Linked DNA regions of Homo sapiens: region 2 is linked to region 1. Evidence: chromatin contacts called from ENCODE Hi-C or POLR2A ChIA-PET data. All regions are on one chromosome and are shown on one strand. The core of a region is the stretch at or near the end of the contact, and the rest is flanking DNA. Distances in the headings are between cores, read along the strand shown.

Region 1 (3,402 bases), core at 359-2,858:
ACTCGGAGGATGCTGGAACAGGAGAGTCGGGTGACCGGGCCACAGAAAAGGAGGTCATCTGCCCCTGGGAGAGCCTGTAAGGAAAGAGGCAGGCTGAGCTGGGGGCTCTGGACCAGGAAGATGCTCTGACAGATGCCATGGTATGGGCCACAGGACACACTTGCTCGAGAACCAAAGTGCATTTGGGTGACATTTGAAGATTGGGGAGACAAGATGGGGTAGATTGTGGCAAAGAATGCTCTGGCTGGTTACCAGGGGCCAACTCCTTCTCCTCTTCCTGACCCTCCCTCCCCTGGGCAGAAGAAACGCATGTGGACCAGAAGACTTTCCCTGCTGCCTTAAAACCAATAAAAGGTTAACTTTAAGTTTCTTGGAATGTTAGTGTGTGTCTGGTTTTGTTAGTAATTTGTGAGCTATTATTTATGAGTTAAACTCACGTCTTCTTCAATCTTCTGGACAAAGGGACATTGAGTCGCTTCCAAGAGCTCTCTCCTTGTCTAAATGGGTTTGTGCACAATGCTTTTCTCATCAGCAGAGCTCCCCAGGGGATGCCCCGGGGCATGGCATCTCACAGGAATGGACAGAGGGCTGGGAGCAGGCACACTCCTAAAATGCCAGGTGTGTTGCCTCAGGTCCTCCAAGAAGCAGACACCAAGGTGAGATTCGATGGACAAGAGATTTGTTGGGGAAAACACCTGTGGTAGATAAAGGAAGGGCCAGAGCTGGAGAAAGTTGAAGTTGAGTGTTGAGGGGGTTCGGGGCGGGGGGCAGTCCAGACCGTGCTGCAAGTCTGACCTCTGGGCAGGGAGAGTCTTAGATGGCAGTGCAGTCCAAGAAAGTTTTGAACAGGCTGCTGGGGTGTCCTTTATGCAGTCCAAGAAAGTTTTGGCCAGGCTGCTGGGGTGTCCTTTGTGCAGTCCAAGAAAGTTTTGACCAGGCTGCTGGGGTGTCCTTGAGCCAAAGTCATTGCTGGAGAGGGCCTGCATCTCTGGGAACGGCCCTGCATTCGTACCCCCACGGTGCATGGTCATGTGCTGGGAGATCCCGTGGAAAGCCTGACCTTGGCATGGATATGCTGGTGGATCCTGAGCTGCAGCAGCTTGGCCATCAGCCCGCGTGCTCCCTGCAGTTGGAGATCTGAGTGCTCCTTTTCACTTCCGCTGCACTAGGCCAGTGGGAAATTCTAGAGGTTTGGGCTTTGGTGTGCTCCTCCCACCTCCCCTCCTAGTTACTCACTCAACATGTGTTTATTGAGTCCCTACTATGTGCCAGACGCTATGACAGGCGCTGGGGATGTTGCTGTGAGTAGGACTCCTTGTCTCATGGAATTCATCCGGGACAGTGTTTCTCCACCAGGTCAATGTTGCCCTCTAGGGAACACCGGTCAGTGTTTGGAGACATTTTTGGTTATCAAGACTGCGGCAGTGGGTGGGGGTTGCTACTGGTGTCTAGCAGGTAAAGGCCAGGGACGCTGCTAAGTATCCTACAATGCACAGAAGCTCCCACAACAGAAGATTATCAGTTCAAACCACCAGTGGTGCCACTGTTGAGAAACCCCGCACTAGAGATTACAGCGTATGTACTTGTCCCTGGTTTCTGCGCATGCTCTGAAGTATTGCCCCAAACGGCACTGCTGGGATCATAATTAGATTGGACAGCGGGTTGCGATTAAGGGCTACGCGGTGAATAAAACAGCTCTTAAAAGTTGCATAGGAAGTCCTCACAGGAGAAAAAAATCAAGTGGTTTGCCAAACCACTCATTATACCCCTCCCCTTTAGCCCTCAACTTCCTCAGAATTCAATTAGTAGATAAGAGCCCCTGACTTGCTTTTAACCTCTGACAACTTATTTAGCCCATAAATACTGGGGTTGCTGACTCATCTCTGCACACTTCTACAAATGAATGTTGGGTGGGTGCATGGCTGAAACCTAGATTTGCTAATCCCCGTAGGGAAAACACAGAGCTTCAATACTTAAAGACCATTGCTCATTGTAGATTTTACTGAATCTATTCCACTGGGCTCACAAGAGTCACTCACAAAGGGCTAAGAAAAATTTTCCCCCAGAATGTAAGTGAGAGAGTCTGGTCCTTTCTTGGAAGAGTGAGTGAGCTGTTAACCTGATGCCTTTATTTGCAATGCTGATCTAAAATGAGATGAAAGGCGAAGCAATCCACACCCTTAGTTTACTACCAGCCAATGTCAAGAAATAAGGAGAATCTCAACCCTAGGTTTGTATATCAGTGTTTAAGGGTTCCTCTCCTAAGCCCCCAGGGTCCTAAAGAGAAACTAAGCCCACATGGAAACTAAGATCCACATGGATAGAGCGTCAATGACAGAAGGCTCCAGAATCCACTGGTTGGATTAAATAAAGTCCAGGCTATAGTTCAGTAATAAATAGACCTCAGAAGGGAGGAAGTGGGTTCAAACATGACAGAGTTTCTGTCTGTAACACAGAGTTGCCTAAAGGCAGTAGGGCAGTCCAGGTCATGGGCTGGAAGTGAATGGAGGCCAGGGAAGAGAAAAAAAAATCCAACAACCAATAAATTTTTTTATCTTGTTGCTCCACCCATCCCCTGGTCACAAGTATGATGCTCCTCCATCTTGTCTGGACATTAGAATCCACTGGGGAAACTTGAAAGATCCCGCTGTCCAGGGCACACGCACAGAGCTGTGACACTGGGATTTTTTTTAGCGCCTCTCCCAGGTGATGTCTATGTCCAGGTGAGCTTGAGAACCACTGCCTTGAGGTAGTGATTGAAGCTGGTTCACCACCCCTACACCCATGCCCATACCCAGGGGATAACTGAAAAAGAGGCAATGGTGGGAAGGTGGCTTCATCTTAAGTTCACAACCAGGAAGTAGCATGGGTCATTTCCATTCACATCCCATTGGTTGGCCTTTGGTCACATGACCATGGCTAGCTGCACGGGAGTCCGGGAAATGTAGTCTTCAGTTAGGCCAGTTTGTGAGTAGTTAAACTTCTAGAGATTTAGCTAGAGGAAGGAAGATGGGGAGAGTGGATATTGGCGGACACTTGGTCTCTCCCACAGTGGAATTATTACACAGTTTTGGGGGTAATGGGTTACACTAACATAACATAACGTAACATAACATAACATAACATAATGCAAGAGGTGGGGCAAGAGGAGACGGGAGTGACCAGTTAGTTTCTGTTTGGCCAATATTTGGTAAATGCCTATAAAATGTAGCTATGCTGTATTCCATGGTTGGGTGCTTTCCACTTGCTCAAGGCTGAACACCGGCTAGGTGTCAAACACCAAGTGAGGTCCTGGGAATAAAGTTGATTCCCTCATGGAGGTGCTATCATTGCTTGAGGAGCAAGCTGGGGGCATTGGATCTAGTCCATGTTGGGGGAGTGCAGGGCTGTGGGCTGTGGGAA
Region 2 (3,402 bases), core at 286-2,785, 33 kb after region 1:
TCTCCCACCCCTCAGCATTGGCTTGTCTGTATTTTGCCTCTGAGACTCCACTGGCTTGCTGGAAGAGGTGGAGATGCAACCATTTGAACAGGGGTTTTCTGAGATCGAAACTCCATTCCACCAGTTTTAAAGAGTGACACTGCATAAAGCACATAAGGCTTCTTCCTGACCATCCTCACACACTGCTCTTGGAAGCATTCTTAGAATGGATTCGCTAGAAGCAGGGATTCTCATACAAGTGATTTATGGAGGGAGGCTCTTGGAAGAAAATCCTTTAAGGAAGCGATGGAAACAGGGTAGGGAAGAGGAAGAAGAGAAGATGTGGCTCAGCTGAAGTCTCATCTTAGCCTGTTCCCAGGGGGAGCTGGAAAGTATGAAAGGCAACACAAGGTGGTCCCCACTTCTGGCCTTTGTACCCTGTATCAGTCACCTGTTAGCTGCAGCTGCCTCAGGGTAGTAGGCTGACATTCCAGACACTTCCTGCCTCAGTGGCTCCTGCAACAGGCCAAGGGCAGTTCTCCGGGTAGCAGCCAGGTGGCTTTTGCATCAACACTGACAGCAGCTGGGAGACGGAGGCATCATCCTGTCATAGGGGCTTTGGGCAGGTCACTATGGAGGGTCAATCCAGTGATTTACCAGAAGACTGTAGAAAATGTTCTTGTCGTTTAATCTAGCCGCTTTGTGTTTAGGTCTTTATCCTGAGGATTATATCACGAATTTGTGAGAAGTTTTGTTGTTGTCATCATCAACATAACCACCGTCATCATCCTCTGTTGAGCGTGTATTTGCAGAGCACTTTACAGATACTGTCTCATTTAATCCTTTCAACCATTCTGTGAGGTTTAGAGAGAGAATTACTCTTGCCTTCGAATGCAGGGCTTGACAGTGGCATGTTCAGGGGATATTCATTGCAATATAATTTACAGTAATAAAGATTTGGAAAGAATCCATTTCTCCAACACTGGGTGCAGAGAGGTAAATTACTTACCTCTGTAGAATGGCATAATGCGTAGACCATAAAAATGCTATAATAATACAGAGGTGAGTCCACAATACACTGCTAAGTGGAAAAATTAGGCCACAAAGCTGCATTATACCGGTGCGTGCGTGTGTGTGTGTATGTGTGTGTATGTGTGTGTGTGTGTGTGTGTGTGTGTGTAGACAATATGTTTTAAATATTAAGGGATATTTTTGTGTCCACATTTCCTTTTACCCTTTGTGGAACCTCCTCCCTACCCCCATCCTCTGTATTAAAGTTCAGCTCTTTGGTGCTGTTTGCCTCAGGGAAGGGAAATAAAATAGTAGGCAGTGGAAAAGTTGGAGGAGTAAGAAGAGGGGGAGGAGCTGGAAGCAAGGCGAGACGACCTGGTCCTGGGATCTAGCATCCATCCATGGACCACATCCCCTTGCCCCCCATTTTCTCCCAATCCTATTCCAAGAGGGGAGATTGAACTGGAGATTTTGAATTTCTGCCTGCAGGAATCAAGAATCACAACAGAAATCAAGCTGAGCTAGAGGAAATAAAGATCTATTTCTTGCCTACATAAAGCTTTGGATGGGGATTTACACCCACTGCTTGTGAACAGGAAAAGAGTAAAAGGAAATACCACAAAATGATGATTCAGTGGTTATCACTGAGTGATTTGTATTTCCTTCTTGGTGCTTTCCTGTGTGTTTCGTGTTTTTTTTTTTTCAGTAAAACATTAATTTTGAAGTCAGAAAAAAGTTTTTTCAAAAAATTTAGAGAGTACTTTATTAGTTTCTGTGATCAAACTCATGTAGATAAGACTTTACATATTTAATACAGTGTGTTACCCTTGTACAAATGGAAAAAAAATAAGTTTAACTTTTCTAGAGCAATATGGTTGTTAATTTCTGTACAATGCCACCTCAACATGGTAAACTGGAATATTTTTCCAAAGTGGATAGCACAGCTAAAGTTTCCAAAAATTCAAATTATATGTAGACCAATAATAGCAGTATGTTATGCATTAATAGCAGCAACAGCTTAGGAAAAAGTTATATTTAAAATCTTTCTCTTAAAGGGAATACTCATACACAGTTGGGAATGTAAATGCATTCAGCTACTGTGGAAAACAGTTTGGAGATTTCTCAGAGAACTTAAAACAGAACTACCATTCAACTCAGCAATCCCATTACTGGATATATACCCAAAGGAAAATAAATCGTTTTACCAGAAAGACACGCACACTCATATGTTCATCACAGCACTATTCATCACAGCAAAGACATGGAGTCAACCCAGATGCCCATCAGCAGTGGATTGGGTAAAGAAAATGTGGTACATACACACCACAGAATACTATGTAGCCATAAAAAAGAATGAAATCATGTCCTTTGCAGCAACATGGATGCAGCTGGAGGCCATTATCCTAAGTGAATTAACACGGGAACAGAAAACCAAATACCACATGTTCTCACTTGTAAGTGGGAGTTAAGCATTGGGTACATATGGACATAAAATAGGAACAATAGACACTGGGAACCACTAGATGGGGGAGAGAGGGAGGGAAAAAAGAGCTGAAAAACTACCTATTGTGGACTATGCTCACTAACCTCTGCATCACACAATATAACCATGTAACAAATTAGCACATGCTCTGAATCTAAAACAAAGGTTGAAATTATTAAAAAAAAATCTTTCTCCTCCTTCTCCTCCAACAACAAGAAGAAGAACAACAACAATACCAGCTTATATTTATTAAGGAAGCTTAATATGTCAAGCATGGGGCTGGCCACTTCATATTACCCCATTCATTCCTCCCAACTCCCCTATGGGGTAGGTACTATCATTCTTGCATTTTACAGATAGGAAATTTGAGGCTCGGAGAAGTCAAGCAGCTTACCCAAAGTGGCAGAAATGTGGTAATAGTCCAGGTCTATCTGAATTCAAATCCTATGCCCTTTCCAGCTCTCTCTATTGTCCATCTGGGGAACTTTTTCTGCTATACGCAAAATTAGCCAAGGCATCTGGGGATGGGGTTAGAGACTGCAAGAGAGCCCAGGTGCTGAGCAGTGCTAGCCTTGCCGATAAACAGAAGAGCCCATAAAAAGGGCCAGCATGGGGCCTGGGACACAACTCTCTGTATAGTGAAAAAGAAACATTTGCCATGATGAATTATGTTGATGCAATAATGAAAGGATAATTTTTGGAAGAACTGAACTGTTATTAAGAGACAAAGGCACATGAATCACATCAACATTGATCTACTTAGTATTACTTCTGAACTAGGCAGTATTTTTTTTTTGTTTTTGAGACATGGTCTCACTCTGTCACCCAGGCTAGAGTGCAACGATGTGATCACAGCTCACTGCAGCCTCAACCTCTGGTGCTCAAGCGATCATCCCACCTCAACCTCCCGAGTAGTTGCGACTACAGGT

What was found. A loop is a pair of places that touch in the nucleus more often than their neighbours do. ChIA-PET counts read pairs that join two places held with the same protein, here RNA polymerase II (POLR2A). Pooled maps may share reads with other maps.
Region 2: a loop to region 1 is called in a map of naive thymus-derived CD4-positive, alpha-beta T cell, with 7 times the contacts of the local background. The contact joins two enhancer-like sites. A Hi-C loop is called at or near these places in 7 of 168 maps with a recorded cell type or tissue (Caco-2, IMR-90, endothelial cell of hepatic sinusoid and 4 more) and 14 of 50 pooled maps. POLR2A ChIA-PET finds 5 or more read pairs at or near these places in 2 of 52 experiments (activated CD4-positive, alpha-beta memory T cell and activated CD8-positive, alpha-beta T cell).

The regions. Positions count from the first base shown.
Region 1 is chr17:65,227,328-65,230,729 of GRCh38, forward strand. RGS9 (regulator of G protein signaling 9) reads left to right here. Exons shown (of 19, transcript NM_003835.4): 19 at 1-376. The coding sequence ends at 80. Among named protein-coding and RNA genes, the nearest start is that of RGS9, 92 kb to the left of the region's middle. Within about 2 kb of position 1,609, at least 4 of the 41 ENCODE cell types and tissues checked have a DNase peak (open chromatin) inside an H3K27ac peak, as active enhancers do.
Region 2 is chr17:65,260,861-65,264,262 of GRCh38, forward strand. No RefSeq gene overlaps it. Among named protein-coding and RNA genes, the nearest start is that of RGS9, 130 kb to the left of the region's middle. Within about 2 kb of position 1,536, at least 2 of the 41 ENCODE cell types and tissues checked have a DNase peak (open chromatin) inside an H3K27ac peak, as active enhancers do.